2 separate regions of the Mus musculus genome follow, and region 1 is linked to region 2. Evidence: chromatin loops called from intact Hi-C (ENCODE). Cell type or tissue: heart. All regions are shown on one strand. Each heading gives the region's core, and the rest is flanking DNA. Links, peaks and the distances in the headings are about the cores only. Region 1 overlaps Lpp (LIM domain containing preferred translocation partner in lipoma). Region 2 overlaps Gm38456 (a long non-coding RNA gene).

Region 1 (5,375 bases), core at 94-5,093, 210 kb after region 2:
CGTACACATACACTTATACTCATATACACATATACTCAGACACACTCAAAGACACATGCTCACACACTCAGACACATATGTTCACACACACACACACACACACACACACTCATATTCACAAACTCATAGACACGGTCACACGCTCAGACATGCATACACTCAAATATACAAACACACACATGCTCACACACTCACTCACATATACTTACACACACACTCAAACACATCTTCTCACTCTTAGAAACACATTTGCTCACATACACACACTCACAGACGTATAGTCTCACACACATGCTCATGCATTCAGACATACATATCCACACACATACATACACTCATGCACACACTCACACGTACACGCTTAGATACACATATGCACACACATTCTCACACAGTCACACACTCATACACATCTTGTCACACTCACACGGTCTACACAGGCAGGGAAGATTGTGCTGGGTGCGAGTCAGCCGCATTTCATAAATAAGAAGGCTGAGCTCTAGCTTACAGCAAAGGCCACATTAAAACCGGAAGTGGCAGCTGGGCTCCGTTCCAGACCCACTCAGTCCCCATTCTCCAGTGACACCTCCTTACTAGGTCATAGAAGCAGTGGCAGAGGGGGTTCTCAGAGTGCAGGCTATTTCTCTATGTCCTTTAGCTGAGCTATTTTTGTGACTATTCAGTACATGTACAATGCTGCCTCTCGAGTGTTCTGGCCAGACTGAGAGTGCATTCACTCCTGGCTGAAGCCTTGCTGTTCCCCCATGGCAGATTCCATGGAATCCTTGGCCCGGAAACCAGATGGGAACAAACTATTCAAAAAAAAAAAAAAATCCAATTTCTGAGTCTGAGTGTACACAGAAAAAAATTAGCACATGTGCTGTTGGACTAAGTGCATAACAGTGCACGGGTGTTTTCTGCCTGTGGGAGGTGAGGGGGTGGTGCTGGGGTCTGTTTACCGTTTAGGCTGCAACCCCCCACCAGTTAGCTTTAAACATAAACCCTGAATTGTTAATTCTCCTAAAAGCTGATCCTATTCTGCTCCCAGCACTTTAGCTTCCTGATGCTCCTGGGACAGAATCACCTCTACTCTTGCCTCCTAATAAACTCAGGACATCTACAGAGGAATCATAAGAGCTAGTTTTTTTTTTTTTTTTTTTTTAGTAGCATTCTCCAGAGCCAACACACATCTTACCTGCTGGCGACACCACACCACCTGGGTTCCATTTTCCTAGTTGTGAAAAGGAAATCAAATTTTAAGAAGGTATAGATGAGCTGATCTGCACATAGGCCTTAGACGATTACAATCTACTGCATAGGAACTGCTGTTAGCTTCTTAAATCCTTTTCTAATCTGTGACTGATAGCACTTTTCCTTGTGCCAGGCTTCTGGCCCTCTCAGCTGTGGCCTTCATCTCTGAACTTATTTGCTTTCCTGGGTTTCTGCCTGCTAGGTTTTACCTATTCATTAGCCATGCTATGAATTTTCATGCATTTAATCTTCATTTATATATTGTTCATTCCTTTAATAGACTTCTCTGTGTGTGAGGGGTGTCTACTGTGTGACAGCTTTTCATAATTCTCTGAGCTAGTTGAAGTCTGCATGTAGTGTCTGTGCGGGTCACTGTGGACATTACTACAGAGTTTCTGATGGGCGTGTTCACTCTGTCCTCCTAGGGTTTAGGGGCCATAGAAGGTAAGGTGCATATTAGTAGTACTTATGATCCTTCATTGAAAAAGAAGGAGCTAGTGCAGGTCTGTAACCCCAAGGCAGAGGTGGAGGATGGCAACTTCAGAGCGGCATGGACTATAGAGCAAGTTCAAGGTCATCCTGAATAATTTGATGAGAACCTGTCTCAAAATAAAAAGTATGAAGAGGGGCTGGGGAATGGGGCTCAGTGGTTGGGTCCTGGGGAGTGGGGCTTAGTGGTGGGGTCTGGGGAATGGGGCTTAGTGGTGGTGTCTGGGGAATGGGGCTTAGTGGTGGGGTCCTTGGACAAGTAGTGAATGAATATAAGGAGCTACCCTTTGTAGGTGTTGATTTCCTCTGAAGAAGGCATGATGATAGGAGACAACATTGGTTCATGAGAGAGCCGTGAGATGAGAAGAGAGGAGTAAGGAGCTTTGGAGTCAGGAAGAGGGTGGATCTGGGGCAAGAGCACCACTGTCATGACAGCAAGGCCAGGCTGAGGAGAGGGGAGCTGTGGCATCTGAGAAATGGAACAAGACTAGGATATCCTCTGGACCATAAAGCTGTTCCCTCAAGAAACCTTTTCCCTTAAGTGGCATAAAATGTGACCTGAAGTGGGTCTGAGGTGGAGTAGGGAGGTGGAGTTTGTGGAGAGAAAGTGAAAATGGTTTTCTGGAAACTTCCTTTGCCAACAATTCTGCATAGATGCCTCAATGAAGGAGGTTGGCAAGGCAGAGCTGAGGCGGCAGCTCCCTTGTTGTTTCTGTGTCCTGATCACTTTCCCAGGCTTGCATGCCTTCTTCCTTCCCTTGAGCTTCATTCCAGTTAGTGGCTGCTGAGATTCAGACACAGACAGACAGACAGACAGATAGACAGACAGACAGATATACACAGGATAAGCAGGTGATGTAAATCTGCAATTATCGTTGGGTTAAAAAAGGTTGTGTTAGATGCACGTATGCGTTTGGCTCATCTGTTTCCTATTGGCTGCAATCCTCTCTCCCCGTTAATGCGCCAGTCCTTTGCCATGTCCAGTTGCAGCCAGAAGAGGAGCACTGCCTGGTACAACCGGTTCCAGGGAAGAGAGCAGGACTGTTTTGAAGAGCTGACGTTAGAGGCTTGGCAGGAGTTAGTTTCATAGCCTTTCAGTGTGCACTGTTTTTTAGCTCTTTGTGTTTCTTAACATTGACTGTTGAAGGTTTGCCCAAGAGCATATAAGAAGGAAACTCACCTGTGGGCACATGTTTGCATGTGGATGCAGGCCTTGAGGGAACTTTTGGGGATGCCCATTGTAAGGACCTCATGCTGTGTGTGCCCTCTGGATACTGGCTTTTGGGGAAGGTTTTCAGTGGTGGGGGAAGCTGTGATCACTCTACAGCTGAGCATCCCTGGAGGCTGGCTGCAGAGTCTTCAGTGCTGTGACAGACCTGGGCGCTCTGTGTGAGTGAGAGTGGCCTGTTAGTTTGGTAAAGGAAAGAGAAGTTTCTAATTAAGCCAAAGAGTATAGAAGGGGAATGAAGGTTTGTAGAGGGACGTGGGACTGGCAGGCTGGAATGCATGGGCATGGGGGTGAGGCATTTGCCTCCAATCAACAAATTTTCCAGGGCCTTCCTACAATGCTGGGGACTTTCTTCTAGAAGTTGTGCAGAGCTGTTACAGTGGATTTGGGGAAGGGCTGTTGCAAGATTACTCTGTGTGTGTGTGTATGCTGTTTTCCTTTTTTTTTTTGTGTATTTCAGTCTTTTTAGGAACGGTTACGCAGCTGTACCTCTGGGCAGTGTGCCTGCCTGACTTTACAGGCCTTTCCTTTCCTTGTTCTGCCTGGCTCAGCTCCTTCTCATGCTCCTATAATGAAGTGTGGCAGCAAGGCCCCTGGCGCTGCACTGAGCCCTAGGATCTGACCCAGTGCAAGCCCTTGTGGTTGTCCTCCTCTCCCGCCCTCTTCCCCCTCCTCTCTCTCTCTGTCACCAGCCACCCCCAGCAGCTGCAGCCACAGCCCTCCACTCCCTTAAATAAATAAGCCAGTCGCTCGAAAGGGTTCCAAGCACATTAGTCACATATCCCAGAAGTTTAATACAAAATTATTTTGACAGCGAGCACAAGAAGGTGCTTTCTAGCTGAACGCACAGAACTGGCTTTTTCCAGCTGGGCCTCCTGCCTCACAGACAGATGATACGTTTTGTAGATGGAAAGGCTGTGCGGTGCCTGCGACCGCGGTGCTTGCAACCCTTGGATGTGTAGCAAACTGCTCACTACCAAATGCGTAACCAAATGGGACCAGATATAAAACCAGGGCTGGGACAAGAGAGCTATTTCTCTCTCTTGTTTATTAAAGTCTCAAAAGAACTGGAACAATGACTCCCCCGTCAACGTCCTCCCCAGTGACAGACAGAACACCCTGCTCTCACGGGGCTGTCAGCATGCACCTGTCCCTGGAACCCTCTTTTCCTCTTGGGCTTGTGTCTTCTGGGCTGGGAGGCGGAAGGCGAGAGAAGGGAGAATATCAAGTTTTTATTGTGAGCATAACTTTCTCACTAATAGCTTCCATGAGTCACTGGGAGATTTCTGTTTATTTATTTATCTGGCTCCCTCATCTTTTTAAAACCCAGGCTTCTGCATGTCCTGAAAGTCAGGACAGCTCCAGTGGTCGCAGTGTAGGTGGCTCTTCATGCATCCAGCTGAGTAGTGCTTCCCCAAGTATTTTCTGACTCACTTATGTAGCACTTTTTGTTGCTGTCACTGGGCAGGTTAAAGGGTCCTGACTGACCTTCGGCCACACTTGCTTAGAGCTGATAATGTCCACTTTGGCACATAGAAGGAGGAATGAAGAACCCATGCACACTGTGGCTACCTATGAGAGATTTCCCCTTGGTATTCCACAAAGCATCTGAGGAGTCAGACATGTCTCCTCATACAGCTTGGCTCTTTCCTTTAGGGTCCTGCCTAGAGACAGAAGGCCTTTTCCTGAACAACGCTGCTTATTCTGAAGGTTTCAACTGGTTGTGATAGGGCTGATAAATCCTTTAGCCTCAGTGTTTTCTGTTTCTCTCACTGGGATCCATTTTTAAAAACTCTTAACAAAAATCTCCTTGGCTTCTACCCTGGGCTAAGTCGGCCGTCCACATTGGTTTGTCTCCATGGGACCCACTATAGAAGCCACTGTGTTAAATGCTTCATGTGGAGACTTGGTGACTGTGCCCTGCCTTCTGTCTTTTGCCTCTGTCCATCTCCCAAACCTGAGAACTTGGCATCTGTGCAGATGGGCCCACATGGGCTAAGTGTTAGCCTTGTTGGCCTTCTCTGGACAGTTCTCTCAGTAGGTTCGATACCCAGCATTCCTCAGGCCTTCATACCTAAGTCTAGACTCGCCTATCTTGGAAACTACTGGGCTGCTGGCCAGTCCATCATAGCTGTTTATAACACTGCAGTGACAGGGATACTCTCAGGAAGCCGTTGCTCCAGTGCTGGGGACAAAAGCCTCTGTCATAGGCGTACCCATGAGAAGAATAGTGCAGTTTCTAAGCTGCTTTTAGGGAAACTTCAGGCTGAATTTATCCAGGCAGTGGAAGGTAGACATGGGTTTCATCTCCTCAGTGACCAGCTGATGCTTCTCTAACTGTGTCCATGTGGCACTGTGCTCCAGCTGTGATCATGTGACACTGTGCTCCAGCTCCAGTTCCAGCTGT
Region 2 (5,375 bases), core at 239-5,238:
CCCACGCCCCAGTTCTTCCTGTGTCCCTGATGCTATCTTGAGTTTCTGCATGACACCCAGAGTGAACTACAGTCACACCTTCTGTGTGCTCAAGAGCTTCCTGGGGCTCCCGGTTATCTCCAGAGTCTCTTCGCTGCCATTCAGGCCTCCTGAGATATCCTGCTTGCCTATTTTTCAACTGTAAGCCCTTCCTTCCCTCTTGTATCTAACCTGCCTATCTCCCCGTAGGCACCGTCAGAGCCCAAAATTCCCTTCAACTGAGTCTTGCCCAAGTTGGTTTCTTCCTCTAGAAACTACATTCACTCTTTCCACTCTCTCAAAAGGACACTTTAGAAATCTTACCTTTTGTTTCACCCCAAACATAATCTTGTCTATAGCACCTATACTCACAGATTCTTCTGAACATCTAGTGTGCCAGCAATTTTTACGTCAACGTGACACAAGCCAGAGTAATTTGGGAAGATGGAGGGAACCTCAACAGAGAAAATGCTTCTATCAGATTATCCTGTGGGCAAGCTTATGGGACATTTTCTTGGTTGATGATGAATGTGGGAAGGGCCCAGCTCACTGTGGTGGTAACCCTGGAGCTGGTGGTCCCAAGTCTATAAGAATATAGGTTTCACAAACTATGGGAAGCAAGCAGCATTCCTCCAAGGATTAGCTCCTGCCTCTAGGTTCCTGCCTCAAGTTCTTGCCCTGACTTCCTTGAGTGATAAACTCTGATCTAGAAGTATGAGATAAAGTAAATCCTTTCTCCCCAAATTGACTTTGGTCAATGGTGTTTTAAAACAGCAACAGAAACCCTGACTAAGACTTTAGTGTGGTCAAGAGGACTTTTCCACTTCAAAACCCTGTGTTTTCACTAGGGTTTGAAGTCTTATCGGTGTGTCTCCTGTATGCTTCTCATAGCTTTGCTCTGTACACAATGACTGGCACTCTGGGTGAGGGGAAGAGGGGTGATCTTTAGATACTAGACAGTCTTCTTGAAGGCCAGAGAGCATGGTCACAGACGCACATGCTGGCTGTTGGCTGTGGTGCCCTAATAAGGAGGCTGGGAAGGGAATCGGAGCATTAGGAAGAGAGTGGGATATTTCAAAGTCTCTTAGCTCCAGGATTTCATGGGTCTCTGCCTGTCTGAACGATCAAAGCAAAAGGCCACATTAAACATCTTTTCTGCTTCAACACCCCTGGCAAGTTCAATATCAAGTTGAGTGAGGTCTTCTTGGGCTTCCCTTGCCTGGCTGCAGAAAAGGCCTCTTTCCAGGGGCTGAGTAATGCTTACTGTTGTTTCCCAACAAGAGTCAGTTCTGTGTCTGGGGAGTCTGTGTTTTTCCTCTATACACTTCTGACTCTCGAAGGCCCACCGGCCTGCCTGGCCCAGGTGAGGCAGCTGAGGAAAATCACCTTCTCCTGTGGGTTCCAAAGCCTCCTGCTTTCCTGTGGGAGATGGAAAAAGGTAGATTCACTCGGGGCATAAGGCTCCATCCTGCCGCATCTCAGCCTCCTGCCCTTCTGCACCAGACTAAGCCAGGTGCTAATTCTTGTGTTCACAGAGAGACAAGGTGCTGGAGAGGCCAGCAGGTCAACGAGGGATCCCTTTACTTGTGCATCCATCAGGGAAAAGATAGAGTTTGATTTCAATCCGTTTTCTGGGTAATTCAGTGTCAAAAAGCAAGGAGGCCAGGGACCTTGCCAAGTCTTTGTTTTGTTTGTTTGTTTTATTCCTCTTTCCTCCAATCAGCGCTGGGCACTAAGGAGTGGGTGGGTATGGGGAATAGGGGCTGCAGCTCCCCAGGCTGAGAGGGAATGCTGAGCCTGCAGAAGTGGCCCATTGAGAGCTTTGGAGGGTGGCACCCCCAGCCTCCCGCCACAAGGGCAGCTCTGTCCTGAAAGCCTAGGGCTCTATCCCAGTCCCACTGGCTGAGAAGGAACAACATTTCCTTATAAGGCCCCTGCTGCCTTGCCAAGGCTGGACGGCTCCAAGAGACTGTAGCTTTCCATTCTCCTCCATCGGCTCCAGTGCAGGCCTTGAATGTAGCCCTTGTTGTTAGGCCCCTCCTCTGCTTCACAGCCCCCACCCCACCCACTTCCACTCTCTGCCAGAGCCAGCCCCACTGGCTCAGGAAAAACAGCTTGGAGGCCTCTCCCACGCAAGGAAGGCGGTGGCTCAGGCCTGCTGGAGGCAGCACAGGGTAGCAAAAAACAGCTTCTATGCTGAGCTCCCGACTGCCCTGGGGTTACCTTACATACAAGCGTGACTTTAGCAAAGGTCCTGACTTCTAGAGCCTACTTCCTCTCCTGGAAAATGAGTATCGAATGGCCTAGGGTCTTTTTTTTTTTTTGCACTGTATTCGAAACCAGTTAGCTCACAGCCTGGACATCACGACTTGATAAACTTGACGTTTATTACCCAAAAGACCTGATTCCTCCACAGCCTCTATCCTCTTAGGTTTGTGCTTCCGGTGCGTGATTTATCCACTTACGCGTCAGAGTGGCCTCTACTCCATGGAGGTTTCTCTCTCCTCCTCATGGGGGACAGGGGTGGGTCCTTTCGCTTTGTCTTCCCAATATTTGCAGGTACCCCCTTGCAGTTTTTCATAGTACTTCATTAAAGGCCCGTATCTGAATGCCCAACATACCAAAAGACACAGTGGTTGTGCAAATATTTTGTAAAATATTACGTTTTGTGCACCAGTGGGCAGCATCATGAAGGACACTTTCATATAACATGATGTGCTGGGATGCTCTCACCTCAGATTCTCACGACCTTTGTCCCATCTCACCAGTTCCGTATTCTGAAATGTAGAGTGACTGCAAACTCCAGGGAAAGGGCAACCTGTATCTCTTGAAGGCTGGAAGGCACCTAGCCCCTCATTTACACCGTGGAGCCCAAGGTTGTCATATGATAGCACAGCATATCGATAAAGGGTTTCTAAGTTGCCTGCCCCACTTCTGTATACACACACTAGGTTACCACAGCACTCACAGAAAAAAACAAGAAGATCTAGTTAGTGGCTTTAGAAGTTTCGGCACACTAATTAATGCCATCACAAATTTGTCATTTAAGAACATTGAACACCCTCCCCCTTTGGAAAAGTGCTTTACTCATGGGTCAGCTACAGTTTGAGACCTTCTCTGGGGTTCCTGACCCTGCATCCATTCTGCATCTATGATAATGGATGAACCTACATATCTTGTCAAGAGATGGATTCTTACTGCTCAGGGATGCTGTGAGTTCCAAATAAGGAACTTCAGTTTAACAGTACAAATCTTTCTAAAATAGGATTCTGCAAGTCACAGGTCAGTGATTTGCAAGCACTGCACAGTTAGCTGCTGTGCACAGCCCATTCTTACTCTTCACATCCCAGAAACTATTTTAAAGGCAAAAGTCTTCTCTCCTGATAAAATACCCTATCCTTCATCCATACACTCATTACATGGTGGTGGTGTTTGTAGAATAGTCTCTGGTTGATCATGAACTATATTCTAATACCACTATCCACAGAGCCAAGGGAAGATAAATCTACCGTGGGTTCTAACATCAGAATGTAGTTGCTTGAATGTCAAGAAGACATTTCTTATGGGGACTGTGCACTGGAAATGCCTCAAAGCAGACTGCAGGAAATAAGAGATATAGGGGATGCTAAGCAAGGAAATGTAAGACTAAGCTTTAGTCTCATTACTGATGCTTAGGTGGGGAGCCTAAACCAAGTCAATCATCTGAAAGGAACTTGTTTTCTCAGCTGGATAAGGTTAATGACGATACCTCCATCATTTACCTCCAAAGGTAGTGAGTTAAGTCAACGCTGGTCCTGGCTAAGGAAGTGCAAACAAGACCTAATTACATTAATAGATGGTGTGGCTCCCTCTGGGCTTGTTCTCTTGACTACAGAAAAAAAAAAAAACACGAAATGCTTTCTTCTCTAGGTTCCGGTAATGTTCACACCCCATCTCTGTCATAGCCACTGGCACTAAGCCATTACTGATAACTTTCCAGGAAATCAAGAAGGATGGGGGTGAGGACTGGCTCCTGCTGAGGAATTACTTCATGGGAGAGAAGAGAAGAGAAGAGAAGAGAAGAGAAGAGAAGAGGAGAGGAGAGGAGAGGAGAGGAGAGGAGAGGAGAGGAGAGGAGAGGAGAGGAGAGGAGAGGAGAGGAGAGGAGAGGAGAGGAGAGGAGAGGAGAGGAGAGGAGAGGAGAAGAGAAGGGAACCATCCTCTCACTATGGTCCCCTCTCCTTCCTTCCCAGGTACAAAGACAAGGACTTTGGCAGCTGGTCGGGTTCTGAGTGGATTGGGAAGTCATTTCTCTTCTATGGACCATCATTTCTCAAAAAGTAAAGTAAAGATAAAAAATAAAAACCAAAATAATAAAATGAAGAATCCAGACAAAACAATATTTCCATTTAGGACAACTGAGTAATCTATTGTCATTGCAGAAACACCCTTGTGAACACAAAATTATATTATTAGTAATCACACCAAAATGGTTCTCTCTAGGGCCGTCACAAGAAAATGAGTCCACACATTATACTGATCACTGTTTCAGCCTGCACTGTCATAACAGCAAAATGACCTCAAAAAAAGAAAATCTCAGTTCCATCAGTGTCCCCTTAGCTACTTTTAATGACTATTGATTGTCTGAACACTGTTCTTCATCATTAAGTACAAAGTCTAACTTTTAAAAACTCTGCATGTAACAAGACACATCTACCTTTTTTGTAATAAGTGACTGTTAATCTCATATTAGTTTTTTTAAGACATAGAGAAAATTAAAAAAAAAAAAAAAGATCCCCTGATTGTGTTCATGGGAAGACACTTAATTCACTGATATACACTGGCTTTATGCAGGGCCCTTCCACCTAGAAAATTCTTTCTTCTTCCTTGACTGTGACGCCCAAAGCAGATTCTTTTAAAGAACCCCTGAGGCCTAAGGGTGACTAAAGCCTTAAGAATGAATTAAATTGAAACTGAGTAAATCAAAGTCCAAGAAAGACTACTGTGTATAAAATTATCCATCAGAACCTAGATCCTGGGGGAGAATTCAGGTTGCCAACTCCTTCAGCAACTCCCTTAGTTTTGGTCAAACAGCAGTGTGTGAAGGAGAGGAAACAGAATTTACATCTATCTCTTCAACCCTGTCAGCGACTCATAAGTTATGGTTTGGTTCTCGAAAGTAGGGAAAGCACGTGCCATTCCTGCTTTTATCTTGGAGAAATGAAGATTAAAGAGTATTTAGGTCTAGAGCAACAGTTCTCAACCTTCCTAATGCTGAGATCTTTTAATACAGTTCCTCATGTTGTAGTGACCCTCAACCATAAAATAATGTTGCTGCTACTTCGTAATTGTAAATTTGCTACTGTTATGAATCTTAG

Evidence for each region. Peaks named below come from ENCODE experiments on the same cell type or tissue, not always from the same donor. Only the 100,000 strongest peaks of a DNase experiment are listed, where the experiment ranks them.
Region 1: a loop joins it to region 2, with 3 times the contacts of the local background. A loop is called at or near these places in 2 of 42 quality-filtered maps.

What each region holds. Positions count from the first base shown.
Region 1 is chr16:24,487,314-24,492,688 of GRCm38, forward strand. All of the region lies in intron 3 of Lpp (LIM domain containing preferred translocation partner in lipoma), which reads left to right. Among named protein-coding and RNA genes, the nearest start is that of Gm24440, 84 kb to the left of the region's middle. In heart, for the core only: CTCF peaks have their summits at 722 and 2,768; DNase peaks (open chromatin) are centred at 648, 2,738 and 3,638; H3K27ac peaks cover 4,743 bases.
Region 2 is chr16:24,280,446-24,285,820 of GRCm38, forward strand. The region is part of intron 2 of Gm38456 (a long non-coding RNA gene); the gene reads right to left. Among named protein-coding and RNA genes, the nearest start is that of Gm38456, 13 kb to the right of the region's middle. In heart, for the core only: a CTCF peak has its summit at 2,161; DNase peaks (open chromatin) are centred at 1,306 and 2,036; H3K27ac peaks cover 1,120 bases.